Linked DNA regions of Homo sapiens: region 2 is linked to region 1. The links are chromatin loops, found by intact Hi-C in ENCODE. Cell type or tissue: ovary. All regions are shown on one strand. Links, peaks and the distances in the headings refer to the core of each region. The heading gives the core; the rest is flanking DNA. Region 1 has its middle 150 kb from the start of CDC7. Region 2 overlaps TGFBR3 (transforming growth factor beta receptor 3).

Region 1 (15,789 bases), core at 2,658-10,657:
CTCCCCACTCCCCAGAGGTCAGGAGGTGTGGGGTAGAAAGCTCCACCCCGCTAATCACATGGCTGGTTTCTCTGGCCACCAGCCCCCATTCTGAGGCTATCTGGGAGCCCCAGCTACCAGTCATCTCATTAATATACAAAAGACACTCATCACTCAGGAGATTTCAAGGATTTGGGGAGCTTTATGTCAGGAAACAGGACAATGAGCAAAAATATATTTCAAAATATTACAAAAGCAAAGCCTAGAGGGTCAAGTCCTGATGACTTCATATGAGTTCTTGGATCCAGTCATGCCTGAAGATGGTCCTATCCATAGACGTTTTATGTCATTATTTTTGAAGTAATATAATATACAGAGTATTAAAAGCCAAATAATATTACAACATCTACAAACTGCAACAACAGAAGTCTCCTGCCTATTCCTTCCCACCCCTTTTGTCTTCCTCTTTAGTGTTTTCTGCTACTTTATATTGTGTTTATCTCCATATATCTAACCAATAAGGCTATCCTGCTATTTCTCAGATCAATACTTCTCATATGTTCCCTCATGACTTTCTTTGTGGAAGAAAAGGATTTAGCACTATTTTCTCACTAACTATCCCTCACCCAACTTCATCTTTCTAAAATAGATATTTTACAATTTTTTGTTAAATTACTATTTAGTTTTCATCTTATTATGAGGTGTTAGGTGATTACATTTTCTTCTATTACTGTTGTTCTTTCTGTAAGTAATAATTGCCTCCCTTTGCTCATTTTTTTATTGACTGTCATGATTTCTTTCTACACTCACAAAAGCCTTTTAAAACTCTGAATCAATTTCCTTTTTTAGTTAAACATCTGATATTCTTGTTTTTTTTCCTTAGAAAGGGTCTCACTCTGTCAGCCAGGCTAGAGTGCAGTGGTGTGATCATGGCTCACTGCAGCCTCGACCTCCCGGGCTCAAGAGATCAGCCTCCTGAGTAGCTGGTACTACTTGGCTAATTTTTGTACTTTTTGTAGAGACGGGGCCTTGCTGTGTTGCTCAGGCTGGTCTCAAACTCCTGGGCTCAAGCAATCCTCCCACCTGGGCCACCCAAAGTGCTGGGATTACAGGTGCGAGCCACCATGCCTGGTCTGATATTCTTTCAGTTCCTTTTTTTTTTTCCTAGGGACATTCTCTCCTGAAGCTTTTCATTTCCTGCTTCAATCAGACTAGCTGACTTCTAGGCCTGCTGCAAGATTTCCTTGATGTTATCTTCCAACCCTTCTTGTGGTTGATGCTACTGTGTTCATCAAAGCAGATCCTTCTTCCTGAGTACAAAGCTAGACTATGTCAGTTTTAGCTGATGGAATGTGAGCAGAAATGATTCCTGTCACTTACAGGCCTGGTCCATAAAAGCCTCTCAGGGAGATTCACTTTGTCTTCTCCTGTTGAGATGTCCAGGGCGATCTTGGAAGCTACATGTTAAAGATGGCAGGGTCTTTGTCAGTGGAGCTCCTAACAACTTTGTGGAGTCCTACCCCACTCTACTGTCTTTTTCCACTGATTGGACTTAAATGAATAAGAAATAATTTGCTAGCTTTCTATTCTGTAATGGTTCCTTTTTATAGCATCCAGTTCTTATTTCAATAATGTAACAATATTTGTTACCTCTTTGAGGACATTGAAGATTGTTGTGGAGTTTTTGTGGTTATTGTTTGTTTGTTTTGCTTCCGGCATTGTGTGTTTCCTCTGAGTTCTTTTTGGCACCTACCTGTTTGGATCACTCTTTCACATTGAGTTTTTCCTCAAGTATATGAGTATCATCATTGACTTCTGACCATATTTGAGAGTGAGGTATTGAAAAGCTGATTAAAAGCTATGTGACCATGGGTGGGGTTTGTTGCCTGGTTAATCTTCATTACAGAGATAAAGTGGCTGGCTGGGTTTTTCCATTTGAGAATATCATCTCAGTATCATTAGGGCTTTTCTACGCCACTGGCCAGTCTTCTTAGAGAAGGATTCTTCAGTCTTCTGCCCAGGCTCTGTAGACCTGACTGCTGGGTTCTCTGAGCTGATCAGGAAAATGGTTGAAGTTCTCCCCATTCAGAATGTGGAATTGCCTGTTTTTGGAAGACTCTTTCCACTGTTTTTCTGTTTTCAGTTGCCTGCCCTGGACCTCTTTGCTACATCTGGTGTTTTGGGTCTGAAACCTCTCTGGTTAAAGTTTACTCCACAGTAAACCTTCGGTCCCCTGGCAGGGTTGGGGAGAGATGCGTACCTCTCAATGTTCCTGTTTCAGACCCACGTCTCCTTTTGTCCGCAGTGTTCTGCGGTGTGAATGGGCTTGCTTCTCCTTTGAATTCTCTTTTAAGAATGTTGGGGCGCACCACTCAGATGGCCCCCTTTTGATGGAGGTCTCATTTCCCAGCTGCTAGGAGTATTGGCTGATGACATTCCTAGGAATTGACCATGGATGATGGGAACTGCCACATCCAAAGTTATCCCAAGGCCTAAGCCCCTTGCCTTAATTTGGGACCACTCTGAAGGGCTTCCTATGAGGTCTTCTGCGACTGTGCTGTGACTCCATCTCAGCTCCACCTGTCTCTACTCAGTCCTGCTTCTTTCACTCCCCAACAGGTGACGTACCCAAGAGCTCTGCCCAGTAAACTTCCAGCACCAGATTTCCATCTCTGGGTCTGTTTCACTGGGAACCGAATCAAAGACACCTTTCAGTCTCTAGCTGTTTCATCTCATTTTAATATTCCAAAAACATATTGGTATTTTTCATCTGCTATTATCTCCTCTCCTATATTGATTGACTTCACGAGTGTATACCTATTTTCCTTCTTCTGTTCTCATTTTATTGATATTTCTACAAGGCATCTGGCTTAAACATATGTGTTAAATCTGTTGTTTGACCAGAAGTCTGGAAACATATTAATAACACCATAGAACACATAACAAATCCTTCTAGCTTCATATAGGTCATGTGAGAATTACTAAAACTAACTCCCTTTTATGGACACTATTTGAGATGGAGTATTAGAGAGTAAGAGACTGTAGGGTAAATATGCCAGATCCAGACCGCCAATGGAAAAGCTAGAGAGCAGTCCCCATACTTTCCTGGATTACCCCCTCCCCTACCCCAAGCTATGCTCCCTCTCCTTCCTGGGGGTGGCGGGGGGTGGGCACTGAATCCCCACCAAGCTCTGAGCCTGCTCTCTTTCTCTCCAGGCCTTCGCAGATGCTGCTTTCACAGCCTGGAATGTCCTTTCTTCATTTCACCTGACCAAGTCCTTTTAACCTTCCAGAACCCAGCACAGAGCATCATTAACCCCTCACACTCAGCACTGGGTCAGGTACCTCCCTTGTGCATTTAAAGTACCCCACTCCTGCATTCATAACAACGCTTAATATACCAGAATTGTCACTGCCTGTGACTTTGACCTCCTTGAGCACAAGAACCGAACATTTTTCTTTTTAGAGCTAGTACTTCTCACAGTACTTGACAGATGTTTAAAAGTGGCTGTAGAGGCCGGGCGCGGTGGCTCACGCCTGTAATCCCAGCACTTTGGGAGGCCAAGGTGGGCGGATCATGAGGTCAGGAGATTGAGACCATCCTGGCTAATGCGGTGAAACCCCGTCTCTACTAAAAATACAAAAAAATTAGCTGGGCGGTGGCGGGTGCCTGTAGTCCCAGCTACTCGGGAGGCTGAGGCAGGAGAATGGCGTGAACCTGGGAGGCGGAGCTTGCAGTGAGCCGAGATCGTGCCACTGCACTCCAGCCTGGGTGACAGAGCGAGACTCTGTCTCAAAAAAAAAAAAAAAAAGTGGCTGTAGAACAAATGGAATAAATGGATCAATGAATAGATGTATGGATGCTTCAAACAGGCTCTCCTTGGAAAGACTGCCATAGAAGAGCAAGGCCTCAGGCTTGGGGAAAAAAGAGGAGTTCAAGTTAGGAATGAGTTTCTCCTGTCCAGCTCTCACCTAAACCTTGGTGAACTAGTTCCCAGAAATAGTAGAGTAAAGGAGGTGGTCCAGCCAGTTGTTACTGATCTGGATTGGCAGAAATGGAAGAAAAGATGCCAGAGTAGCAATGGAGTATTGATGCAGAAAAGGCAGAGAAGGGAATCCGTATGTAAAAATACCAGCCTGAAGCTGCAAAAAGCTACAAACAAGAACCTCCCTAAGAGCTTATCATACCAACAATAAGAAGCACTACTACTAACGCTTATATCTTAGGGACTTTTTACAGTTCTGTGATGTTGTAGCTCATTTTATCTTTACAACAGTCTTATGAGTTGGGTGCTTATTCATATTTTATAGATGAGGAAACTGAGGCACAGGAAACTTACCCAAGTCGATTCAGCTAGGAAGTGGCAATGCCGGAGTCTAAATCCAGACAGTCTAAATTTGGCATCCATGCTCTCAACCATGACAAGAGAAAAGCTGCCTCCCCTCTCATTTCCTGATCTCACCGATTCACCACCTACCCCAAGTTGCTAGAAAAACAATTCATCTTTTTTGATAGAAGAATATTCCTGTCAAGGCAGGATTCCCAGCTGTATTTGGTCTCATAGCTCAGGTAGAACAAAAGTGAGGTGAGGAAGAGAGCTGGGAGGGAGAAAGGCCCAGTGTCTGGGATGGTCCTTATATCCCCTTCCCTTGACAAACACATTCCCAGAAAGAATCAGTATAGAGGAAAAAGGGAGAGAACAGAAAAACTGCAGATAGGTCCAACTGACTGTCCCTCCCTGGAGAGTGGTCCCCTCCAGGCCTGGTGGCAGGCACTCTGTGGCCTGCATTCCAAAGATGGGCTTTGGTTTTTGGACCCAGGAAGAAGGGGCCAATATGCATCAGGGATCAAGTCAGAGTCAGTGACTCAGCCCACACAAGGCCCAGAGGTTCAGTAACACATCACAAGATGCTGAGACATGTCTCAAACACTTGCCAGCTGAGTCCATCTGGAACATGAGTTCTGAGCAGAAAAGAGCAGGGAGATGAGGGGAGGAGCCCTGGATGTGCTAGTCAGTGAGAACTGACTCAGAGGTGACTTCCAAGGCCAACCTGGGGTGATCTGGCTGAGTCTCGGACCAGTCTCAAGTGCTGTGGAAGGTCATGAGAGTGGCAAGGCTGAACCTCAAGACCAGTTTCCCAAGCAGGGAGGAGAGGGTGACTCCAACACTGCCTAGCCTCTCCCATGCCGTCCCTTTCTGGTCTCACTCAGGCCAGGGAGGACTGTTTTCCCAGGATGGCCCACCCTGAAATGTAGGAGGCAAAAGAAAGGAGCGCTATCAAAAATCCCTGGGGCAGTCTTGTTGCCACTTCTCTGAATCCTTTCAAAGGAAAAGAGCTCATAAGCAAGGCCATGAAATTGTTCCCACTTGTATAAGCAGAATTCTCACACTTGTGACTATTGAGCTTGTGATGTGAAATTACTTGTTCCATGTCTGTCTTTCCCACCGGGCAGTAACTGTTACCAGGGAAGGGACCAGGCTGGTCTTGTTCACTTGTGCCTAGGAGAGTGCCTGGTACACAGCTGGTGCTCAACACATATGTGTTGGGTGATAAACTGTGCATGGACGCTGGTCTTCTTCTAGCCCTTAGTTAGGAATTAGTATGAACAAGACCTCTTCCCACCCTTCTTTACCGGACCAGCCTGCAGATGCTCTTGCTCCCCTCTCCCCCGTCCACCAGGGCCTCATTTTGCATTTGCAGAGCCGGCAATTAAAACTCCCCCAGAAACTTTCTAAGAGCCAGAGGCCAGGTCACGTGGCTTGGGCCACCGCATGGAGCCTGGGCCTCCTCTGGCCCCAGTTGCAGCTCAGGTGTCAGAGGCTGGGCTGGGGGTGGGGGCTGGACTGGGAGGGCAAGATTTCTAGGAATCACTGGGGGCCTGAATTACTCAGATGAAGAATTTGAGAAGTTGATTCAGCTTTTGGGAGGAAATGTCAGTAACTAGGGGAAAAACAACTGGGATGAAGGGCGAGCTCCCTGGCTATGGGAAAGTGTGCTGGCTCCAAGTCAAACTGGCTCTCATCCAGATTTTTATTTCTGGTGTTTGGTGGTTACATAAAAAAAGCTTATAAACTTAACTCCAGTTAGAAAAAAATACAACTATTTCTAATATTGATCCTGGATAATCCCTTCAAACCTGTCAGGGAGACCACCCGGTGTGAAGGGAGGTGGGGGCCCAGTAGGTGACAACTTAGGGAGGGCTGGGGCCAAGGAGGCTCTGGGGCTGCTTGATTTGGAACAGCACCTTCTCCATGCAGGATGCCTGTTTTACTGGTCACCTGGCTGCTTCCTATAGGATTTTAAGGACCAAGGGACAAAAAGTTAATGTACAGGCGTGCAGCCTCCAGCAGTGATTCCTAGCCTTTCTAGAGTGCTCCCATGCTCACATTTGTATCTGATATTTGGTGACTCTTCCTCTCTGGGCAGAAATAATAGGTTAGTGTATATTTTTCAAGTGGAAATGAATTAAAATAATTTTATCAGATTGATAAAAGCATGACAAATACCAAATAGAGGAATTAACGAAGTATATGAATGGACAGTTCACTATAGGAAAACAAATGCCAAATGAATGTGTGCAAAGATGTTCATCCCCAACAGTCGCCAAAGAAATGCAATCAAAACAAGGTACTATTTTGTGACTTTCAGATTAAAAGGACTAGAAAGAAATAATATCGTTTTTCAGTTTTAACTCTTGGAAGACCAGCAAGTCAACTGGAAGACCACTAGGCCTGAGGCCTCAGTCCGATGACTGGTCACCATATTCTCATATAAAAAGCATAGAGAGACAGAGTTCTTCCCAAATGCCTACAATAACCAGTTAGAAAATACAATGGGAAAAAAATTCCTTTCACAATAGCAACAACAACAACAAAATTTTAAATGCCCAGGAATTAATAAATTAATATAACAAGAAATGAGGAAGCTAGATAAAGAAAGCATTCTGCCTTACTGAGAGACAAGGACATCAAAAGAGGGGCACATCTAAAAATATCCGGATGAGTTAAAGATTTCATTGTAAAATATCAAATTGTAAAAGTCCTAGAGGAAAAGCTAGGTAATTATGTAATTATGAGATAGGGGAGACTTTCTGTGGATGATCCCAAAAGCAGAAACCATTAGCGAAAAGTTGGATAAATATGACCTATATAAAAATTTTTAAAGATATGTTGATGAACAGCATAAACCAAACTAAAAGGCAAATAACAAACTTATAAGTACTCAGAAATTTTCTCAATGTTAGCAGAAAACATGCTGCTGGCGTTGCATTTTGTTATAGAATGTTCATTAACATCTATTCTAAAGGAGTGTTTTTGGGGAAAGTGTCAGTAAGATGTGGTTTCAGTTCTTAATTCACAACAGCACATAATTCTGTGGGCCTTCTTCCAGTTCCTCAAAAACTACCAAGATCTTTTGGTTCTGACATCCTCTACATTTGCTGTTGTCTTTGCTTAAAAAGTAAATATGTCCTTTCTCACCCCATGGGCAGCCATGTCTCATGCTTCAGACTTGGGCACAAATGATGCCTTCTCAGAGAGGCTTACTTTAACCAGTCTAACTCAAGACATTCCTTACTCTTTATCCCACCAATATGTGCATTTTCTTTATAGCATTTATCAAAACCACACCTTGTAAATATAAACATATTTGTTCATTTGTGACTAGGCCTCCTCTGAAAGAGAGTAAGGCCATAAGGGCGGCTCAGGAAGACTCCTGCCTGTTCACAGGCATAGAGCAGTACTTGGTAGAGTAAAGTACAGCTGGCACAGGTCAGGCAGGCAACACTCATTTGTGGGACAATGAATAGGCACTCATCTGGTGTTGGAAGAGTAAGGGAAAATGAAACAGAGCTGCTCCCCTCCTAAAGGATTGGTTGCTTGAATGAATGGATGAATTAATGAACAGAGTTGGATAAGCCTCTCATGACAGTATTCTGTAAGGATTGTCACCCCATGTTTTGTCTCTCCTAAAGACCAGAACCTTGACTTGAATCAAGAGTCTTTGTCAAACTTAAACTTTATCTAACTTCAATCAAGTACAGATGCTCCTCAGCTTATGATGGGGTTATGTCCCAATAAACCCACTGTACATTTTAAAAGATCATAAATTGAAGATACGTTTAATACACCCAACCTACTGAACATCATAGCTTAGCCTTGCCTACCTTAAACACAATCAGAACATGCACATCAGCCTACAGTTGGGCAAAATCATCTAACACAGAGCCTATTTTATACTAATGCTACAATAAATAATTTTGAATCAAAATTCAAAATTCGAAGTATGGTTTTTACTGAATGTGTATTGCTTTTGTACCATTGTAAAGTAGAAAATTCATAAGTTAGGGACTGTCAGTGTCTTGAATCCGGCTGTCATTATCTAACTGAAGTCTACCCTAGTCAATACCCAAAGCCCAGCTCCAGAACACAGGGGACCACCAAAACAAGGAAGCAAAATTCAACAAAGAAATTATCGAAAAGGACTTTCACTTGTTCCTTGTGTCTCTTGACATTCAAGGGAGTCTAATTTATAACCCTGTGGGACTTTTCATATCCTCTCTTCTCTACCCCAATCCCCTGCCCACCCCACAAGAATCTAGACTCATCTAGATTTTTCTTTACCAATTTTCCCATCCCCTTCTCACCCAACACCCCCATTCCCAACCCCACCTCCAACACTGTTCCTTGTCCTTTCTTGCTTCCTGGCTATTCACTAGGACTTGATCCCTTTCTAAACACTTTTCTTCCCTCCACCATCTGATCTGAGTCCCTTGTGTCTTCAGAACTTCAGAGCCCAGTAGTCTTTACCAAAGTCTGGGAGTAAGTCTGACTGAGACATTCTCTTGGGAACGTGGGGGTGGGAGTAGGAGAAAAGTGATCTGGAAATTCTTGAAATCTCTTTGGTGGTCTGGGGTGTGAGAAAGGGGGAGAGAAGAGGCATCTCGCTATCTCTCATCAGTAAAATGCCTGCATCCCCAACCTCTTCTCTGACCTCCCTCCATTGCTGCTCTGCCTGCTCCTGGGCTGTGTCCTGACACTCAGCTGCTCTTGGGGTTGTTGATCCTGCCACACCCTCTACCACAGAGCACTGTTTCTCATGAGGCTGTAACAACACCAGCTCTGAAGCCCATGATATCAGATGATACACCAACTAGCCCACCTTGTTACAGCCTGGTCCCACCCCTTCACCCCTCATTCCTTGTGGGTCCCTCTCACTCATTATTCCTGCGATAGACTGGCTTTCTCCTGTCCTCCATCATCAAAGTTGGAATGTTCTGGGGCTTAGTTTCTTTGACCCCTTCCTTGCTTACTCCCTAGGCGATGTCTTTCAACCATGTGGATGGTCTACACATCCATAGGCTAATAACCCCCATGTTTATATCTCTTGTCTGGACTCCTCTGAACTTCAGACTCATATATCCAGTAGCCTATTCCTGTCTCTATTCAAATGTCTAACAGACATCTCACTCTCAACAACAGAACTCTTGATTTTCCCCACAAACCTGCCCTCCTTATAGTTCTCCCCCTCTCAGTAAATGTACCTCCTCTCTTCTCGTTGCTCAGCCCCAAAACCTTAGCATCATCCCTGACTCCTCTTTCTCTTACATCCCACATTCAACCTGTCAGCAAATCTTGTCATTCTAGAATCCATCCACTTCTCATCACTTCCACAGCAACCTCCCTTCTCCAAGCCACAGTCTCATTGTGCCTGGATTCATGTCACAGCCTCCATAGCAGATACTCAGCATCCCTCTCCCCGGTGTGTTAAGTATTGCTTAGGCAAATAGCATGTCCCCTGGGCCCTCCTGCAGAATAAAACTGTTGGGTTTCCCAGCCCTACATGAGGTAGCCAGTCTTGTAAGCCTACTACTCTGAGGCTTTTCATCCCTTCTTTCACCAATGCCATAGAAGTTGTCATAGTTCTACAAGGGCCATCCCTTTCCCGGAGCAGCAAGTTAGCACTACTTCCCCGGGTGCATACAAGGGAGTTAAATCCTGCATCATAGGAGAATACTCCCATATCAGTATGCTCTCCATGGCAGGAGACTCTAGGTTGGCCCCCTGATCCCACCTTCTAGTGTTTACATTCTTGTGTAATCCCCCCACAGAGCGCAATCCAGACACATGCTGAGTTCTATGTGGTTACTTGTATGTGAGTAACATTTGTCTTGCTAGGAGGACTCTCTCTTGCTGGCTTCCAAGGAGCAAGATGCCATGTCATGAGTTGCCTTAAGGAGAGGGCCACGTGGCAAGGCACTGAAGGTGGCCTCTGGCAGACAGCCAGCGAGAAACAGGCCTTCAGTCTGATAGTCTGCAAGGCCCTGAATCCTGCCAACAACTGTGTAAACTTAGAAGTGGGTCCTTCTTCACTTGAGCTTTCAGGTAAGATCTCAGCTCAGGCTGACACCTTGATTGCAGCCTTGCAGAGGACCCAGGAAATCTGTGCTGGAACTCTTGACCCAGTGAAACTATGAGAAAATAAATGTGTGTTCTTTTAAGCCACAAAATTTGTGGGGTACTGTAATACAGAAATAGATAACTAATACAGTTATGTTCTGTCCATCCCCTGCCTTGATCAGTCTTAGAATCTAGTCCCATACACACTGTCCCAGGTTTGACCAATTCATACTGGCCACGTCTGGAGCTCCTTTCTTCTCTTAGCAGGTCCAGCACTTCCCCAGCTGTGATATATTGTGACTTGACCGTAGTTATTGGTTTTAGCAATTGACAGCTACATTTTGCCAGAGGTGATGAGGTCCTCATAGCCAGCCTGACAGTGAGCGATGCCGTCCAAAAATCCCATTTTAGAGTCAGCATCCTAAGACCACTTCTCATATCAACTGTCATAGTTCAGGTACACAGAGAAACAGATTCCAAGATTCTGAGATGTGCGTGCACGAGGTTTTTTTGGGGTGCACTCTTGGGACAAACATCTTCAAGGAGTGAGGGTAGCAGGATTGAGCTGGGGAAGAAATTGACCTGCACTGCAGTTGCAACAAAGGTTTCAGCTGCTCCTATAAGTTGCCATAGCACCCAAATGGTCTTCAGTGCTGTTCTGCTTTGAGGCAAGAGGGCTGGGACTTAAAACTTTCTCATCATCCAAAATTGTTGAAGGCAGGCTGCTTGCAGGGAAGGGGGCATAATCTTGGCAGGCAAATCTTCACTGGGGGAAATTCCCCAAGAGAAAGTCAACTGAGAACAGTCAATCGCCAACACTCCCAGCAGGGAGGGGGGATAAGTACCCAGATCCTGAGCACATCCAACACCCACTACATTCTCCCTAGAGGTCCTCCTCCACCTATTTCCACCCCATCTCACACTTCTCCAGCCACCCCACCCAGATACCAGCCTCTCTCACCTTCAAGAAAGACTGGTTATTGGACCTGTAAAATCAGGCTGGGAGTGTCCCGTCCCCAGGAGCTGGCAAAACAACAGGCTCCAAGGGCCTCAGTCTCATCCTCACCATCCCAGAGCAGCTTGAGAAATGATCCTATGTGGCCCTACGATGTTCAGTGAAGAGAACAGGAGAAGAAGCCACTGGGAAAGAAACAGGTCCTTTCCCTTTTGCTCAGTGGGCTGCAGAATGCCAGGTCAGTATATGATCTCACTTAACCATCACAGCAACCGTGAGCTGAAAATTGTTCTCTCTGCTTTCCCAGTGAAGAGTCTGAGCGTCAGAGGGATTAGTAATGTGGGTGCCAGTCTTTCTGTAGCACTTGCTCTCTCTGTCTTCTTTGCTGCCCCTTCCTCATCCTGCCCCTAAGTACTGGAATCACTCACTTATGAGGGAGTCTCACCCCACTCTATGGCTTTAAGTACCAACTTTGCACTGATGATTCTTCAGCTTTGTATCTTCAGCTCAGACTGCTCCCCAGAACTCCCAGCCTGGATATTCATTTGCCTTCTCAGCATCTTTTCTTGGATATCAAAGAATGAACTTAATAGTTCAAAACAGAGTTCTTGGTTTTCTCTGCCAAATCTCACCACCCGCATTCCTACCGCCTTAGTTTCCATTTCTACTCAGAATGGTACTGTCATTCTTCCAGTTGCTCAGGCCAAACACCTGGTGTTGTCCTTGACATTGCTTTATCTCTCACACCTCATGTCCATCTATTTGCATATATTATCAGATTTTCCTTTGAATCTGACCCTTTCTTACCAACTCTGCTGCCACCATACTGGCCTAAACACTGTCATCTCCCATCAGTACTATTGCAAGAGCTACTTCCTTAGTCTTTGCTCCTCAGTGTCTTCTCTACATAGTAGCCAGAGTGATCCTTTTAAACTGTAAGATCATTTGGGAGGCCAAGGTGGGAGGATTGTTTGAGGCCAGGAGTTTGAGACCAGCCTAGGTAACATAGAAAGACTTCGTCTCAAGTTTAAAAATCAGCTGAGCACAGTGGCACACACTGGTAGTCCTAGCTACTCGAGAGACAGAGGCAGGAGGATTGTTTGAGGCCAGGAGTTTGAGACCAGCCTAGGTAACATAGGAAGACTTCGTCTCAAGTTTAAAAATCAGCTGAGCACAGTAGCACACACTGGTAGTCCTAGCTACTCGAGAGACAGAGGCAGGAGGATTGCTTGAGCCCAGAGTTTGAGGTTGCAGTGAGCTATGATCATACTACTGCACTCTAGCCTGGGCAACAGAGCAAGATCCTGTCTCAAAAATAAATAAGTAAATGAAATGAAATGTAAGATCATGTCCTTCTTCAATTCAACACTTTCCAGTAGCTTCTTATTTCATCCAGAATAAAATCCAAAGTCCTTGCCGTGGCTTACAAGACTACCTGATCTGGCACCCCCTCAACCCCTCTGTCCTCATTTCTTACTCTCATCTCTTGCTCCTACATCTCACCCTTTCTTTATTCCACTCTAACCAGTATGGCCTCATTGCTAGTCCTCAATACCCCCAAAATGTTGCTCCTATCACAGCCCATTTCAGTCCTTGTTTCCTTATAGAGATTTATATCACTCCCTGCAACACTCTTTCTTTTGGTCTCTGCTCCAATGCGCTCTGTTTGGGTGCCTCTCCCTATATCAAGGAGGCATTTCTTACCAGCCTAGCTTAAAACAGATGCTGTCCTCACCCTATCATTCTCTAACACTCTTATTCTGGTCTATTTTTCTGCATATTGTGTGTTTGATAGCCTCTCCACCTAGAATGTAAGCTCCATGAAGGCAAGTCTGCTGTTCACTGATGTGTCTCCAGCATCTAGAACAGTACCTGGCACACATTGAGTGCTCAATCAGTGTCTGTTGCAAGAATAAGTGAATGATTGAGTAAACTGCCATGGCAGAGACATGGCCTGGCAGGTTTCTTGTGAGGTTTTTGGAAAATGTTCTGTGACAGCTCAGAGAGCAGCAGGTAACAGCAGAAACTCGTATATTGGCTGCCTCTTTTTTTTAGTCTAGGGATTTCTCATCCTGTATTTGTTGTTGTCTTATCACCTCATTCAAAATAGAGTTCTAAAACCTCATGGCTTCTACCCAGACCAATAGGGTTTATGACATGGCACAACCAAACCCCTTCTTCCTTATCCATTTCCCAAACACAAATCCACATCCACATCTACATCTACACCCACACTTAGCTTTAGCAAACAAATCTTCACAGAACACATTAAGCTAACCAAATATATAAAAATATATATTTACAAAAAGATTTTAGGAGATGTTTATCCATTTCACAGAAGGATCTTTTGCTTTGGAAAAGGATTCACCACGGGAATCCTCTCCATAACTAGTTCACCAAATCATTTTAAAATAGGACTTGACTTCAAGTGTCTCTCCTAGAAGAAAAGAAAGAAGCCTGTATTTACCAAATACCCATATGTTCACATCACTGGGCCTACACTATTGGCTATTACTTTATTTAATGAGTTAGTGAGTTATACCAGGGGCCTATCTCATTATTACATCCATTTATTGTATCTTTTGAGTGTCTTTGAATTCCACAGATGATTATATTTTATCCAAGGAAAAAGATAAAAATACATAGCATGCTGGGGTCACTTAGTTTTGGAACAAGTAGATTTTATACACCTCAAAAACACTTAAGAAGGCAACTTCCATTTCTAGCCATTATGGAATAACTAGCAGACTAGTCTTCCTGTTTTCAACAACTCTTAAACTGGAAAAAAATGTATGAAATAATTGTTTTCAGACTTTAGACAGGATTGAGATTCCTGAGAGGAGGAAAACAAATGAGATGAACTTGTCAATTGCCCTGGCTTTTTGTCTGGAGCACTTTGCCCACTGTGGTACAAGGAGGGGGTGCTCTGATAGTGGATGGTCCTCTTGTTGAGCCAAGATGGCAGACATCAGAGCTCAGCACTACTGAAATGGTTGGAACTTGTGGGCAAGGCACTGGAGAAAAGGGAACTTTGCAGAGAAAGGACTCTACACATCTGCTTAGAGGTCCCCATGAGTCTTTAGCTGATATTAAGCTGTACTTATGTGGGACAAGACTCCATGAGTTGGAACAAAGACTAACTATCAGGGAAAAAAACAACCACTGGGATGATGTGAACTAACAACCACAAAAACTCACACAGCCCTAGGAGACATTAAAGTTTTGACCAGCCAGATGGAGAGATCTCACTGAACACTCCAAGCAGTCATTAGAGACCCTAGGAAGGCCATATCTTAGGATAGGGCTAATTTAACCTTACAGTAAAGGCTACTCTAGTAAAGACTACTCTAATAAGGCTTAAAAACAGCTCTTATTTTATTTATTTAGTTAGTTAGAGAGGCTAAGGGAAGGGAAAAGGAGAGGAGAAGGATGGGGGGCAAAACAACTCCTGTAAAAACCAAGTTGATCCACAAGTAAATTAACTACCAACTAGAACAAAACTCAACATAATTAAAGAAGACAACAAAATCCAGAATTCAACAATGTAGCACTGACAATGTCCAGCATCCAATCAAAGATTACTAAACATCTGAAGAAGTAGAAAAAATGACCTATAGTGAGAAGAAATATCAGCCAACAGAAATAAATGCTTCTAATGTTTTCCTTGCAATGTGGTACAGTATTTTCTTTTTGGAATTAGAACTCTGATTCAGTAAGAAGGTAAATGATATTCTGGCTATTTTGTTTAAAAGGCAGAGTATATAATATTTTTAAGGATTTATGTCCCAAATAGAATAAATAGAAACTTGGGGTAAGCTTCACCTCTTTGACAATAACTCTTGAATCATATGAATAATTTACAACTTCATAGAATTATCACACTGTAAGAGGCCATGGAGATCATCTATTCCCTCATTTGAGAAATGAGAAAACCAAAGCCCAGTGACTTGTTATGGTAAGAAGCAGTTGGGTAATCATTGAGCCAGGTTAATTCCAAAGCCTAGGCTTTTTCCATGCTGCTTCTAGAGCCATCTTGTTAATTTTTAAATTCCACAGTATTTATTGCAGACCTGCTAAGGAGGGCACCATCCTAGGCATTGGACATAGAGCCATGAACAAGTTGGATATGACCCCTCTTCATGGAGCTCACATTCTAGGGCAAAAGGCATGCAATAAGCAAGAAAACAAATGTATATAAAATCTACATTGGGAGAAGTACTCAGAAGAAAATAAAGACAGAAAAATGGGATAGAGAATGACTGGGGGGTGAGAGAGGTGCCAAATTTGGTTTGTGTGGTGACAGAAGGCTTCTCTAAGAAGGTGACATCTGCCCTCAGGCCTCAATGATGATAAAGAGCCAGCCATATGAAAATGGGCAGGAAAATAATTCCAGGATGAGGGATAGCAAGTACAAAGTCTCTAAGGTGGGAATGAGTTTGGCATGACCATGGTAAC
Region 2 (15,789 bases), core at 5,091-13,090, 73 kb after region 1:
TTTCAGGTCGGGTGAACAGGGAAGCATCTCCTTCATCCATATCTCCCGGAAATCCATTATCACCTGACTCCAGATCTTCATAACCATCTGGCCAACCACTACTGTCCCCAAGGGCTGGAACCTGTATCACAATCTAAAAGGCAAAGAAAGCACAGCCAATGTTATAAAAACACCAAACCATGTGTGTTTGGTTCTGCCTCACACAAACACTCATGTAATCATTCTGATGCAAATTGAAAATCTGACTTTAAGACAAAATAATAAAATAACATCCAGGCTTTTTCGAATTATATCTTCAAAGTGATGAAGAATAAGGAGAAACCCAATGCAGGTTCAAGTTAAAAGCTAAACTAATATTTGTATCTTCTCTTGTGAAAAATAAATATTTATGTTGTAACCATATTGAATAATTACAAATGATTTCAAATGGTGGGAAAACACTAGATACTAGAATGGAGTTGAATGGAGTTGTCAAGAGACTTGCCTATACCGTGAGAAGGGGCTTCCCCTTAAGAGTCTTTATATTATAAACTCTAAGAACTACTAGCAGTTGGCGAATACAAGAAGCTTTGGTTATATATATCCTTTAAGAGTTGTAGAAAGTTTGGTTGGAGTCAGCAGCGAAGGACCTAATGTTTGGTTATATATATCCTTTAAGAGTTGTAGAAAGTTTGGTTGGAGTCAGCAGCGAAGGACCTAATGTTTACTATGGAGCACATCTCTTCATTGCCGCTCTTGTACCCCTCTAACTTTTGCTCATTTCTTCCCTAAGAAATCTTTCTCTATGGTGTATGGATGTGGAAAAGAATACGTTTTATTCCAGGAATCTTTTTTTTCCACCTTTTTCGCTATCCACCTGCAGATATATTCCCGGAATCTATCTTGACATAGGTTGAAATTATGATTCCTGGATTATTTCTAAATAGGATGAGAAAATTCACCCAAGGGTCATGACGCCATAAATGAAATCCTAATTTCTTTTGCTTCACATGCTTGGATTCTGAACATGATGCAAAATAGAAATATATAGTAAGTCTGAAAATTACTACAAACAATTATAATTGGTGAGAACAGCTAAAACAGTCTCCAAAGGGAGTAGGATGGGAAGAAAATTAAAAAAAAAAAACAAACTGCCTTTCTCTCTGTACCAGGTCCTCCAAAGAAAGTACTGACGCCAATTAAAGGAAGCATCTAGGATATTGCTAAACTCAAAGATCATAATAAAGAAAAGAAAAATATGTGAGAAAAAAAGGAACTTTAAGGGATCATTACATGCCTTTCTCTCCTGAAGCAACTGACTTTTTTTTTTTTTTATTTTTTCTTAACAGACATATTACTGTAGCCACTTTTGGTGTTAACTTGGACCCCAGTTTTAAAATGCCATAATCAAGTATTTCAGTAATATATGACATTCATTATATCTGTAGACACTGGATAACTGAACGAAAATTCATGCTGCAATTATCAGGAGGTCAAAGGTTAATAAATTAATTATTTGAGTAACAAAAGGAGATTAGCAGGGCCTAGCCTGGTGTCTAGGAAAGATTAGTGGACAAGAGGTCAGGAAGTTGGATTCAGTCGTCCTGGCTCTGCCATTAGCCCATCCCTGGAGTTTAAAAAAGCAAGTCTTTTTAACTTCTTGGAGTTCAGTTTCCTCACCTGTGAAATGAAGAAGCTGAATAAGCTCATCTTAGGGTTATTTGCTGCTCCAACAGTCTAATATTCTCTGAGGAACAATATGCTTGGGTTCATGGGAGAGTCACTTCCCACAGGAACCACGCTGACCAGAGCACCTGATTGCTAGCCTCTCTTCTCTGGATGGGGTCGAACTAGCAGCCACAGCTCAGCCACCCCATGTCAAAGCTGGATATGGCACTAAGAAGACACCCCCCCTCCCACCCCAACCCACCCTGTGTCAAAGGTGGACACAGGGATCTCTGAGCCTTATTTTTACCATTAAAAGTAAAACCCAAAATGCAAAATCAGCACTTTAAAGTTCTTTTGGAACTTCACATTTTAAATTCTTTTAATATTCACTGCCTAGTCTCTGCACCCAAGAGAATGGGTTTAATCTGAAAAGATTTTGACCAACTGAGAAGAAAGATTTCTGGAAAATGCAGCTTAGCTATTGCAACGGTTTATCATTGGGGGAAATCTGTGGAATCTTTCTCCAAGTAACTTCAAAAGTAGGAGAGTTTCTTCAATGTATGGTCTTTCTTAGAGGTGGAGAGAGACTTAATAATTCCTTAAAGGTCCTTTTTGAGTTTTAAATTCTCTTTTTGGATTTTTATTCATGAAGGAGGGAGAAGTTCTCCTACTTCTGGACGAGACTCAAATGAGGCCAGAGAGACCACACATCTGGTTAACCCGGCTGTGCAGAGGTGCTGCTCGTTCATATAGCCCAGGGCCTTAAAATTTTATCCTTATAAGGGCCAGTTGAGCTTGGGCACTGAGAGAAGTCATAATCACCTTGACAGTGCAGCCTTTGTCATCAGGAGACGGAAACGGGGGGTGAGAAAACAGGCCTTCCAATTCCCAAAGACTCACCAATAAAACAAATAAAACCAAAGAGCTCAGGGTCAAAGTACATCCATTTTGTTGAGAACTGACACTTGGCTTTCTTCAGGCCTGGGGTGAAAACCCTCTTCATCTTCAAAGAAATGTTAAGACTAACTTTAAGGGAGCACACAGCCAGGCTCTGGCAAAGGGCAAAGCTTTGTTCTGGAAAACACTCACGGAGTTATAGTAGACCACACCATCAAGGGCTGACCACCGGGGCCGAGTACCGCAGCCATTCAGAGGAGACTCCAAAACAAAGTGTGTGCCATTCATCTTGGCCTTGCAGGTAGGATCCAACAGGGTGACGTCCATCCCCGAGTAGCCACTGGCCTAAAACAACAACCACCAAAGACATGGTTGGAGGCCCACAGGCAGTTCTGTTGTATAATTGACACAATTGACAATTGCCTGGTCTTCCAAGGACAGGCGATGAGAGGCCTGCATCGTGCCCCTTCCCCAAGTATCTCTTCCCAGCTGCCCACCTCTCAACAGCTCAAGGGTAGTATCTGTTGGCCTTGGAAATTCAATAGCAAAATATTGACACACAAGGATCTGGAACCCCCACCCCCTGTCACTGAGAACAACAGGAACCAGGTGAGAATCACAGCCAAGGGGAAGTAGGCCCATCCAACTGAGAAAACAGTATCAAGCCTCCGGAGTTCAAAAATGAAAGAGATAGGGAGAAATTACAGATGCAGACTAGGGCCAGATGGGAAAGGAGGTAGCCTCTCTTCCCTCCTGTAATCAGCTGCACCGACCTGAAAAGAATCTTTTTCTACAGCCACGATCATCTTCTCATTGTCACATTTGACAGACAGGGCAATATCCACGCTCCCTTGCACCTCTTCTGGCTCTCTGAGACCAGGAAACAGTTGTATGCTGGGAATGACAGGGTCCTTTGGCCGAGGGAGCCCATCTTCTCCCTCTTCATTCCAGACTCTCCTGGAAATATCTGGGAAAGGAAACGGAAGGCCTCCATTTTGGCCTTCCCCTCCCCGGATGGGCGGGTTCTGCAGGGCAGGCAGGGCACCAGGGTCCAGCAGGATCCGTAGCTCAGGAGGAATAGTGTGGACTTCCTCATCTCCCATCTCCTCTGCTGGTGAAAGAAGAAGGCAAAACATCAGCAGTGTTTGATGCCAGGCCACAACCAACATCATTACAGGCAGAACAGGAGGAATTAGCATAGAATGGGCAGGTGTAAAATGACTTTTAATAAGCAGTGCATAAAGGTCATTAGAAGTCTAGAAGCCTGAATTCTAGTCCTGGTGTTCTCTCTAACTAGCTCAGTGGCTTTAGGCAAGCGGCTTGCTTCTCTGTGCCTCAAATTTGCTTTTCCAATTTTTTAAATTAAGTGGTTGGAAATGATCAGTGGTTCTTAACTTTGGCTACACATGAAAATCACTTGGGAGCTTTAAAAAATATTCCTACGCCCAGGTTGTACCCCAAACAATTTAAACTCAGACTCTCTGGGGTGGTACCCAATCATTAATATGTTTTAGTCTCTCCATGTGTAACTGCAATGTGCACCTAAGACTGAGAACCAATGGAACAGACAGTTTCTAAGGCTGTCCAAGCTAGAAAAATCTGTGATTTAAGTTACATGATGCAATATTATTCCATTGAAATGCCACTAAAATACTTTCCTTGAATCAAGAGAGTCTTTTGAATAATTTCTCTAATGATGTCTTGAAACAATATTGGTATGTTAAAATTACTTCACCACCTTCTTTTTGACAGCTAAATTTTAACAGGTATCTGGGCACCTTGGCCTTTTGGAACATATTCCCTTGAAAGATAAGAAATAGCTGCATAGATACATTTATTCCTTCAAAGGGAGAGACGTATTTCCATACAATCAATACTCAATATTTTGTCGTATTTCTAACAACTAAAAAAATAATAATTTCCCCAGTATTCTTTATATCTACTATCTAAGGCCAACTGATGTACACTTGAGGTCAAATCCATCTCAGTGGAAGCTGGAAGTGAAGATGATAGTTGGACATTATCTCTCCTTTAATAATATTCTTTGGAAAGGACGCTAGAGCTGTAAGGGTCCAAAATAAGTCATAGCTTTGTAGGGTTTTTAATTTGTACTTTCACGAAAACCTTCACAACAACCCTGTAAGGTCTGTCCTATTATTTTCCCCTTATTACTGAAGAAAAATCTGTGGCTCAGAGGTGAAGCAACTTCTCCCCAAACAGTGACTAAATGGTAGAGCTGGGGCTTGAACCTGTACTCCTAATCCTTATTCTATTGGCATTTCACTCAGTGGTGGTACCATGAGCTGAGGAACAGGTCTAGGGATCACAAAACTAGGGTTTCAAGTCATGCTAGCTAGAAGACTCCAGAAAACCTCAAGAATTTGTTGACCCTCTGCTTTCCACCCCATTCAGCTGGGGTAGTAACTCCTGCCATCCTCTGGGTATGAACACTCAAGTATGAGTCCTCGTGACTATTTTCCTAAAAGATACAGCCTTTTACCATGAACTTCTTTCCTGCAGTCTTAACTCTTCTGTATTCTCAGCCATAAGTGGTCATTAGGTGTCTCGGAGAGAAGAACCTAATGTAATCACACTAAAGATAACCTATAACAAAGTTCTCTGAATATGCATTCAACTCTATGTCACTGAAAATCTGTATTACAGTTTCCTCAAAATCTCTGTCTAGGTAATTTTAAGCCTTCTGATAAAAAGTAGTCAAATTATTAAAATGTACAAGAGAAAAACAGCAACATATAAGCTGAAATGACAGTTCCTCACTGGAAAAGCTTCATTTGGGGGGTATTTTTTACATAACTTAAAAAACTTCTAACTTACCATTATTTTCAAGCCGAAGATGAAATCTATTAGCCACAGGAGCCATTGTGTATGAAGTTATTGGACTATAGCCATTGTCCAAAGCCCACTTCACCAGATTCCCTTGGGTTGAAGGAATGTCATCTCTTATTGATTTGGTCATTGTCATAGATCTTTCACTCTCTTTTCCAAAGCCAATACTGTTAGGAGCCTGAAGATATAGCAAAAAAATCACTCATGAGTCTAAAATTAAACAGTACTTTAGATAATAAAAATTAAATATCTTAAATAAGTAGATTCTATATTGTATATGAGGGAATTATTTATTCTTTTGACCCCTGTTTTCCTTGGGCTAAGAACGATGATGTGAAAAACCTTTAATAGCCGACTAAAAGACATCTACGTATGCTGCTTGATCATACTATTTGTATTGCCTATGCTGATAAAAAAAATCATCCAATGACATGTAAGTAGTTACATACTAAGTATGCCTAGTCTATAACTGTACAGTTAGTCTAATGTTTAAATTATTAACACACACAGTACATATGTATAATAAACTTTCCCTTTTTTTTACTTAAAATGACATATAAAGTATACAAACAGACATGTTATATTGCCCTCAAATTCCCATGCTTCCACTTCCTATTCCCCTAGATTTCAATGAAAGATAGCACAATCACTTACAGCCACTTAACAATGGAGATATGTCCTGAGAAATGCATCATTAGGTGATTTAGTCATTGTGTGAGCATCATAGAGTGCACTTACACAAACCTACATGGTAGAGCCTACTACACACCTAGGCTATATGGTACAGCCTACTGCTCCTAGGCTACAAACCTGCACAGCATGTTACTGCACTGAATACTGTAGGCAGTAGTAACATGATGGTCAGTATTTGTGCATCTAAACATAGAAAAGGTACAGTAAAAATATGGTATTACAATCTGATAAGACCACTGTCGTATATGTGGTCCCTCACTGACTGAACCATATTATATGCTCAAGACTGTACTTCAGTGTGGAGACTATCCCATCTATATAAACTATTAAATTCCACATGGTAAAACAACCAATGTTTATATTTCATCTAAAATGTATGATCAATTAGTAATTCTATAACTGTATTCATTTGCCAATTCTACTAACTGAATATACTTGTATCTTCTATTCTAAATATTAATTAATTAATTTAGGTTACTCTCCCCTTAAGTATCACTGTTTTATCCAGTAATACAAGTAGGTCTTAAGATTAGCTTTCAGGGATGGGTGCAATACTTCACACCTATAATACTAGCATTTGGGGAGGCTGAGGCGGAAGGACTGCTTGAGCCCAAGAGTTTGAGACGAGCTTGGGTAACACAGGAAGATCCCATCTCTACAAAAATTTTAAAATTAGCCAGGCATGGTGGCATTTGCCTGCAGTCCCAGCTACTCAGGAGGCTGAGGTGGGAGGATCACCTGAGCCCGTGAGTTAGAGGTTGCAGTAAGCTATAGTCATGCCACTGCACTCTAGCCTGGGTGACAGAGGGAGACCCTGCCTTAAAAAAAAAAAAAAAAAAAAAAAAAAAAGACTAGCTTTCACTGGATAATCAATTACAAAATTAAAATGACAGAAATATTTTTGGGAAAGGATATAAATGGACTCTACTCAACCAGGTTATTCAACAAGGACATGGAAGGTAAATTTATACATCAGTTGCTGACTCCTGTGGCAGTGCTCTTCTCAGAGGGTGAGAGAGCTAAATGCTGCAGAGGGGACCCCAAAGGGAAGGTACCATATTTTCAACAACTGCACCAACAGGGCTGGAAAGCCCTTCCAGCATGCAGATTACACCATTTTCGTGCTGTATAAAAATCACTTTAATTTCCATGCCCAGTGATTTTCTCCTGCATGCATGCAGCATTTTTCCTAAATTCCTCATTTGTTTCCCATTCTGTTTGCCCCTAACATGACTAAATATTAATCCTTTCCCACTGTAAAACCCTAAAAGATTCACAGGCTCTAAGTTCTCTTGGCCTATGTGGTTGTGGGATATTGGCTGAAGCCACATATATTTCAACTCAAATCTTAAAGGATCTCATTCAGTATATTTTTCTATTACCTAAAGTGCTTATGTGTGGGAATACTGCCAGACTCACCAGTCACAAATTCTATATGCAAAGGAACCAGACAGAACTTTAACCAACTTCTGCGGCCATTTGTAAACTCAGTTTAATAGATTCAGAATATTTTAGCTCTTACTCCAATTCAGAAAAAAACTCCTTAGGGTAAAGAAGGGCTAGGGAGGAAAGAAACAAAGAGGAAGGAAGGAAGGAAAGAGCTAAAATGAGATCATGAAAGATCCAATTTATTCTTAGAACTTTTTATGCATTCAGTCAACAGTAGTTTCTTAGGTACAGCTTCTTCCAGCCTTTTAGAGCTACATGTCATTTTGATTGGCTGGAATCACAACAATTGGCCTAAACAACACTGCTTGCCCTCATCTGCCCTAGTCTCTTTCATGTTGTTGGACAGCTGAGAAAATATCGTATTTCCAGAACACTATCATCATAACTGCCACCTGTCCTTTTGCACCAATGTGGAATGAGCTGTTTGCACCTTTCCAGATTAAATCTAGGAGCTGTCAATACATCTCATTTTGATTATGTCTGGGAACTTAAAAGACTCAACATCTATCTACACATTTGTAAAGCAGCAAGGCTTGGGACAATGGCAGACAAGTTGGTTCCCAGCTTTGAGCAAATTCTCACACTGTACTTCTGGAAGTCCCTAGGCTTTTTCCAGCTTTAGTGGAGCTACGCCAAATGCAGGTGTACAAGGAGGTCTCCAAAAACCACCACCATCTTTCCCAGCCATATCTTCATGAAAGATAAGGAGTTAAGTCTAAGTGCCTCCACACTCCCCCATATTTACATCTGGACTGATGGTATAGGGGAGGGAGGACTAAGGAAGGGAATGGCCAGAGAGCGTAGTGCATATGCCCACTGAGATTTTTAAAAATGTATTCTCTAAGAACAAGCTGCCCATCATCAACCCTGAAGTCCTGAGGCCACATGAAATAATATAAGAGGAAACCTCTAACAGGTTTCCTCCATCTATTTTTTTATGTTTTAGAGGTTCTTCCTACCATAAAAGTGATTATGCATGGTCCACACAGGACCTGAGAAAAGAGCCAGAGCTGGACAAGGCAATGTAGACACCTCCAATGTTCCCATTCTTGCCCACTGCCTGGCTCTTTGCACCTCTTTTGACCATTTTGCCATCTGGAGGACACATTCTGCCCATGCCCCACCCCCGACACACACATGCATAAGACATCCATATTTAATGGTGCTCTTCTTTAAATTACTCCATCAGACTCCTTACAATTCCCTTAGTAGACATCTTTCTTTCTTTTCACCTTGTATAGAGAAGTGCCCTAATTGTTCCTATAGACACTCTGAAAGAGTTATTTATGGAAGGAAGATGAACCCCCTTTTTATGGCAGGCACTCTGCTAGGCATATATTATCTTATTTCTCTTCCAAAATATAAGGAGATAGGCATTACCATTCCTGTTAGAGAAGGAGAACCTAAGACTCACAGAAGCAACACATGTAGCTGAGAACTTACATGCGCAGGCCCTGTGTCCAGTGCTTTAGGTGAAATATCCTATAGGCCCTTAACAAGTATTTGGCAAATAAATGAACAAACAAATGAACTCAGCTAATGAACCACAAACTCAAGGTGAGTACTATCATCATACCCATTTCACAGGTGACCAAACAGACTCCGTGTTCATCAGTCAGACTGCACAACATCTACTAGGAGTAGTAATTGGAAATGGGATTTAAATCTAGCCCTGTCTGGCACAAAGTCAAGATTCTTTCAATTTCACTATGCTGTCTCTAAAGGAAATACTAGAAACAAGGTTTCTATAAACCATTGCCCCCTTTCTAAATAGTAATTTAAACTTTTGTGGGAGCAGGTACCTTTCCCTCACAGCACAGTCAGAATTCACATCTGAAACAGGGAATTAGAAAATCACAAAGCATAAACTGGTTGGGAGAATAAAAAAGAACATCATGAAACATTACCTAATTGTTTAGTAATGTTGTCATGCATTGTCCAAAATTGGCCTGGAACAAGCGTACAGCCAAGGAGAGGAACATAAACAGATCTTGCACTGGGATGAGCAATCTCATTTCTAGCCTTTCTGATTCATATGAGAGATGGGGACATTCAAAGTGAACTCCAGGACTGCCATGGACCAGGCACACATACTCAGGGAAAGAGCCATCGAAGGGTCAAGGCTGAAAGAATATTTACACAAGAACTCCAGCAGGGAATTAAAATGTACCGTATGTTTTTGCCTTTCAAAGCATGATTCCCTTTCCTGTTTTTGTTATTCTGAAATTAAAAACATTTGGCCGGTGTGCCAGGCAGCAAAAGCAGCAGACAGCCTAGGTCACCAACACCCCTCATGCCATGCCAGAGAAGGCAATCAAAACATCTCTGACTTCAGATCATGGCTAGGCTTTGGGCTTGACAACAAATTAATGTATCACCATTACATATGATGGCTCACTGGGATCCTAGCAAAGTTATAAAAAAAAAAAAAACCCACGGGAACCAGAAACGATTACTTTAAAATTAAAATATGTGTGCTAGTGGTTTTGCCTGCTGCCTCTGGTGAGTGCTTTTACATGACGTTGCCAAGGGAACTGTTGGCTTTGCTCACTGTGGTATCACATGGAAGGTGCCATGAATGAATGAATAATACCAAAACCAAGGGCATCCCTCTCCCAAAATACTGAAAACATAAAACCCACTTCAGCTTACTCAGTGCAGGAACTAAAAGAGAGATTGGCCAAAAAAAAAAAAAAAAAAAAAAAAAATTTGAGCCCATAGAAGAGATACTAAAGAGATAATTATCTTCTTAAAAAATAGGGAGGAGGATTTTTCTTTAACTTTCAATATAATTCAGTCAAATAGTTATTGCCTAAGCATATTTGAGATAAGATTTACTTTACCAAGTTTCAACATTCAACTTTTGAGGAAACCAGCTGCTGTTTGCCCATCATGCCAATGGGCTAAGCCTTGTGCGTACATCTCTATTAAATAGAGGGCCTTGGGAACAAGCTGGAGTAGACTTGTCCAGCATCATTTCACTGACTTCGCACTTACTGTGATTCTTCTATCAGTGTTTCACACTTAGGAGTTGGAAGCAAGCAAAAAGACATGCCAATATTTCGTATTTAACTCAAAAAGAAAAGTCAATGATGTGAGCTGGGGTCAGCCTAATAGTCCATACTTTCTCTAAGTACCTAACTCCAAAATAAAAGCTGATATTCGGTACTATGACACTGAGGTCCTTGTGGGATGCTCAATATGAAGGCTTAATTGTGTTCATTACTTTACACTTACTATTAGTGGAAAGCATACTAATGTATTTCAGGAATTTCACAAATGAGGGAGCTGGGGTTCAGAGAGGTTAGGGGACTTGCCAAAGGTCACAGTGGGATTACCTGGACTCAGACCTGGGTCCGTCTTAATCCAAGGCCATGTTTGAACAACCGCACCTATTTTATAGGAGCATGCTATTTTGCAAAGTGAAAAATAATTGACAGAGCTTAGAGAGTCCAAAGAGGCAGGAACTTTAAAAATAACACTTATAAAGTACAGCTTAAATTGTTGTCATTTATCTAAACAAAACAAAAGACATGCTCCACCAACTTACAATAATTTTCAGGCTTCCCTTAACATCAAAAGATTTGATCACCCAGTTGACAGACTTTTTGCACTTCAAGATCAGGATGAGATTTTTGACCACTTCAAGATCCTCTTGAGAAGGTCTTATATCAATTGTTATATCCACCTGGAAAGCACTGTGAATGGAAGACAAAGGCAAAGTTAAGACCTACATGCCAGAAAGTTGCAACTATCTCCCCTCTTCCAAGTCTTCATGTTTCTAGTGTCTGGCCAGTTGATTAAAAAGCTGGAGTTGATCCCAGGCCAATGACATGTGCAAAACAGATTGTTACTGCACACATAACAAAATTGTTTTACATAACAATAGAAACATATGCTTGCTGATAATTAGTCACTAAAGTTTTTCTCTTCTTTGATGGAAAAGAGGTGGTTACTTAATGCAGCCACTGTTTGAAGTGGACTTGAACGAACCAGAAGAGTTTACTTTTGAAGCAGTATTGTTGCTTTTTCAACCTTCAACACCTTCGATGTACAGGATTCCCATTTGGCTAATATGCTCAAATTCCTTCAAAACTGAAGTAGGTGGCAGTTTGGTGAGTTGGGGGCGGGGTGTTGGGATAAGGGAAGCATGGTGGTAAAAAAAAAAATTAGGAAACTTCAGAGTAAAATAAGAGACAAAAGGCTAAAGAATTTCTTGATTTATATAAGGTTTGCTTAAGTCATTAACAATTGCTACAGAATCGTATCTGCATTTACTTTCCCAAACTTCTGGATATAAGGTTATTAAAATAAAGAAAACAGATGGTCAACCAAGTGATTACTGGAAAATTGATGAACACAACCCAAACTTCTAAGAATTCGTAAAAAAGAGAATTTTTTACTAAACAATAACATCCCTGTCATTCTGAATTTAAGGGAACAGTCTTTCTTTCCATCTCAGCTTTACACACTTGTAAAGCATAAAATGCATGGTATACTCCAATGAAGCCTCAGGCCTGACGTCGAAGCACATTCACCAGACTGCTCCTATTCCCATTCCCTTTTCACTTTCTACAAAATTCTTCAAGTGGCCAGAGTGGAATCTTATCAAAACGATCTGTAGCTTACACGCTTTGAAAGTCAAACCCCGATTAGCATTTTCACCTCGAAATCCCTCTACAATATACATTTAAATTTTCAAGTCACTAGTCCAGATGCAAAGGAAGGAGGGTGAAATGCAGGCTCATGTGGGAAAAGAACCTACTTTTTCTCCTTTTTCTTTAATTCCCTAATTATTCTTGATAGGGAGGGTCGAATTTCCAATCCAGGGGTAGGAAGCTGAGAGGGAGAACAAGCGCACAAGGGAGAGGCAAGTTCTATCGAATGGCTTTTTGGTATGTCACCATGAAGGGCCACTCCAGCATACACACACACACACACACACACACACACACACACACACACACACCAAGCACACAAGGGAGAGGCAAGCGCTATCGAATGGCTCTTTCGTATGTCACCATGGAGGGCCACTCCAGCATACACACACACACACACACACACACACACACACACACACACACACACCAAGCACACAAGGGAGAGGCAAGTTCTATCGAATGGCTCTTTGGTATGGCACCATGAAGAGCCACTCCACCACACACGTGCATGCGCATACACACACACACACACACACACACACACAGATTTAACGCAAACAGCTCTGAGTGCCTAAGCGCTCTAAGGACACCACAAACAGAGCTTTATTAAAAACAGAAGGTTACTAAGATGATAATTATATTAATAGGGCATATTTTGTAATTTTCCTATCAGGGATAACCTTAGTCAGAGGTGATAAAGATGAAGGAAGAGTGACTGTGTCCTGTAATTAACACCCAGAAGTTTGGAACAGGCTTCAGGAATTCATCTGAAATATCTGGGATCTAGGGACAGATGCAGAATATAAAATATACCACTGGTGCCTTTACTCTGTTCTTCAAAGCTTCTGTGAAACACATCTGATGAAGCACACCTGAAGCATCAATGGCTACCTTCCCTCCTGCGTGAAGCATCAATGGCTCCCTTCCCTCCTGCGTAGGGGAGGGTGTAGGACGGGCTACACCTCTCCCTGCCTCAAGTCAAGGAAGATCTTTACTTTCATCTCTTGTCACACTCACACACTTAGACTCACTTACCTGTAGGGGTTAGAGTTGGGGGTGATTAGCTCGATGATGTGTACTTCCTCATTCTGGGGCTGGCTGGACATCACACACCCTTCTGCTGCTTTGGGTTGAAGGTACTCAGCAAGGTAATTGAGTGAGAGAAAATTCTTCCCTATGTTGCACTTTGGAGGGAACACTTGATCTGAAAGAGGCACAGGACAATCTGTCAAACCACTGAGGTACTCGGTAACCAGATTCAAAGGAAGGAGGGTGACAGTGAAACTGAGCAAATGGCAGACACAGGGAACCACGAGCTCAAAGGATGGTTCTTCGTCTGTGAAGTCCGCAACCACTGCCCTGAAATGCATCCTGTTATGGTCACCAGTGACCGCCTATTGACTAGCCCCCAACTAGGGGCCTCTTTTGGCTAAATCTTCTCCTTGCATGTTCTCTGTGATACTTCCTGTCCTCGTCTGTTTCCTCTGACCTATCTTTCACATCTCTTCCACTGGTTCCTCCTCTGCTCAGAATCTGTATAGACCCCAACCCAGAGAATCTGATTCAGAACACCCAGGCGGGGCCTAGGGAGCTTTCTTTTTTGAAAAGCTCGTAGTAGATTCCAATATAAACCAAGGCTAAGAACTTCTCAGCTCCTTCCTCAATCCCCTTTCTATCTCATTCTTTTTCTAGGTGATCTCAATCACTCCCATGGTTTCAACCTGTACCTAGATCATGACTCCTTTTCTGAGCAGTTGACTTATACTGTCATCTGTCTACCAAGCATCTCCTATCTAAAAATCCAATACTTATGTATTTCATGGTCAGCGTATTTAACATTCAATCCATTCTATCCCCAAATGCACTCCTCCTTGGATATTTGTTATTTCAACTATCAGGAGAAGCAACCACCTAATTAATCCTCCGACACCCCATGTAGAATTAATCTTTCCCTCATATGTATTCCTCACAGCACTTTATACTCTGAAGATGAAAGGTAGGAATTTGGGGGAAATAAAGAAGGCAGACTTTCACTCTTTCTCACAATCTGAACACAGACAACTCAAGTTTATATGGCACTTTACAGTTTACAAAGTGCTTTCGCAAACATTATCTCACTGTGCTGAGAGTTGCTCACCACCTCCACCCGGGAAAGTGATGCAAGTACCAGAATCTGAAGACACTCCCACAACGGCACATGCCATTTACACAGCACGGCGGCTGATGGGATTTCCATCCACGGGCTTAAATATTTCAACAGAACTTGAAAGAAACTGCTGGCAGTGTGACAGCTGGGACCAGTGTCAAGGAAGTTCTAGGTGTAGCATGCTTTTTTCAGAAGGGATAATTAATCAGAGGCCTGGCACTACTATAAAACAGACTTCTGCCTTTTCCATTTTGAGGACAGGATGCCAGGGTTCAAGTCCACATGGAAGTCTCACTTTGGAGTAAGGAATCCAACCAGGGGGTCCCAAGACTGGGTTGATACTGTCCCTCCCCCTCCCCACTTGTGCAACCTCCCTTGTGCTGAGGTCCGCAGCACACACTGGGGCATCATGGCTCTGGCCACCACAGCACCCCCAGCACCACCCCAGAACAAAGGGGACCAAAGCCTCTGTTTGTCGGCTCGTTGCGAGAGAGCATTGGGTTTGCACTCTGCAGTCTCCTCTAATTCCCCTCCCCCTCAGAGAGAAAAGCTCAAGGCTCCACTGACTCAGGCTGCTAGAGCAGCCTCCCTCCACATCTGCTGAGGGTTTTGCCAGATGAGCAAATGAGGTATGCACACCGTGCAGCTGCAGCCCTGCGGATGCCTCCCCCACATCACAGGATGGAAAATGATATTGGAACGGCAAGGTTGAAATTTAATTAAGAAAGAGCGTCTATGGGCCAGGGACAGGACAGTCTGGAACTCAAGAGACTAGGGCCCTCCTGGGATTGTGGCCGGCATATCCAGTTCATAGGTGTGCCTGGCTTGTATCTGGCACATAGTGGGCATATGGTATAGGTTTCCTGAATTAACAAACAATGATGTGAGATTTGAGACAAATAACAAAATATTCACTCATGTGAAGCCACTAGGAAAGGTCTAATTGTTCAAAAGTTGATGTTATTAAGGGCTCTAGTCCCAGAAGCCATTGTCACTAAGTTGAATAAGCTGACCACTTTTGTTGTGTGTGGTTTCTCCCCCGCTCCCCAATGACTTTCCGAATGCCTGGCATCAAAACTTATACCGAGTGCCAAGTAGAAAGGAAACCACAAAGGGGAATTCCCGGGTAGAAACCTGGCAAGTTTGGGGGCAGGGGGAGTCACATGCTTATTTGTATTTTAGGGAAAGATTGACAAATGACTTTGAGACACAGAAGGATATACTCTGAGAGCAGGAATGAACCTGGGGGGTAATGCAAACACCTCATTTTCCTGCTGTGGAAACTGAGGCTCTGGTGGTAAGTCAATGTTGCTTGAAGCCTCGCAGCAAGACCAGCTGGGATAAGAGCAAAACTCTTAAATTCTTTCATTCTGGGTATATAGATGAGAGCAGTTCCCAAACGTCAGCAAGCATCAGATCTCCTAAAGGGCTGATTGAAACACTGACTGC

What was found. Peaks named below come from ENCODE experiments on the same cell type or tissue, not always from the same donor. Only the 100,000 strongest peaks of a DNase experiment are listed, where the experiment ranks them.
Region 2: a loop joins it to region 1, with 9 times the contacts of the local background. A loop is called at or near these places in 2 of 110 quality-filtered maps.

Annotation. Positions count from the first base shown.
Region 1 is chr1:91,646,020-91,661,808 of GRCh38, forward strand. No RefSeq gene overlaps it. Among named protein-coding and RNA genes, the nearest start is that of CDC7, 150 kb to the left of the region's middle. In ovary, for the core only: a CTCF peak has its summit at 5,669; DNase peaks (open chromatin) are centred at 4,982 and 5,772; H3K27ac peaks cover 2,546 bases.
Region 2 is chr1:91,716,576-91,732,364 of GRCh38, forward strand. TGFBR3 (transforming growth factor beta receptor 3) reads right to left here. Exons shown (of 17, transcript NM_003243.5): 6 at 13,230-13,398; 7 at 11,084-11,231; 8 at 5,380-5,569; 9 at 3,318-3,655; 10 at 2,737-2,889; 11 at 1-133. Among named protein-coding and RNA genes, the nearest start is that of TGFBR3, 160 kb to the right of the region's middle. In ovary, for the core only: a CTCF peak has its summit at 9,694; a DNase peak (open chromatin) is centred at 9,588; H3K27ac peaks cover 4,696 bases.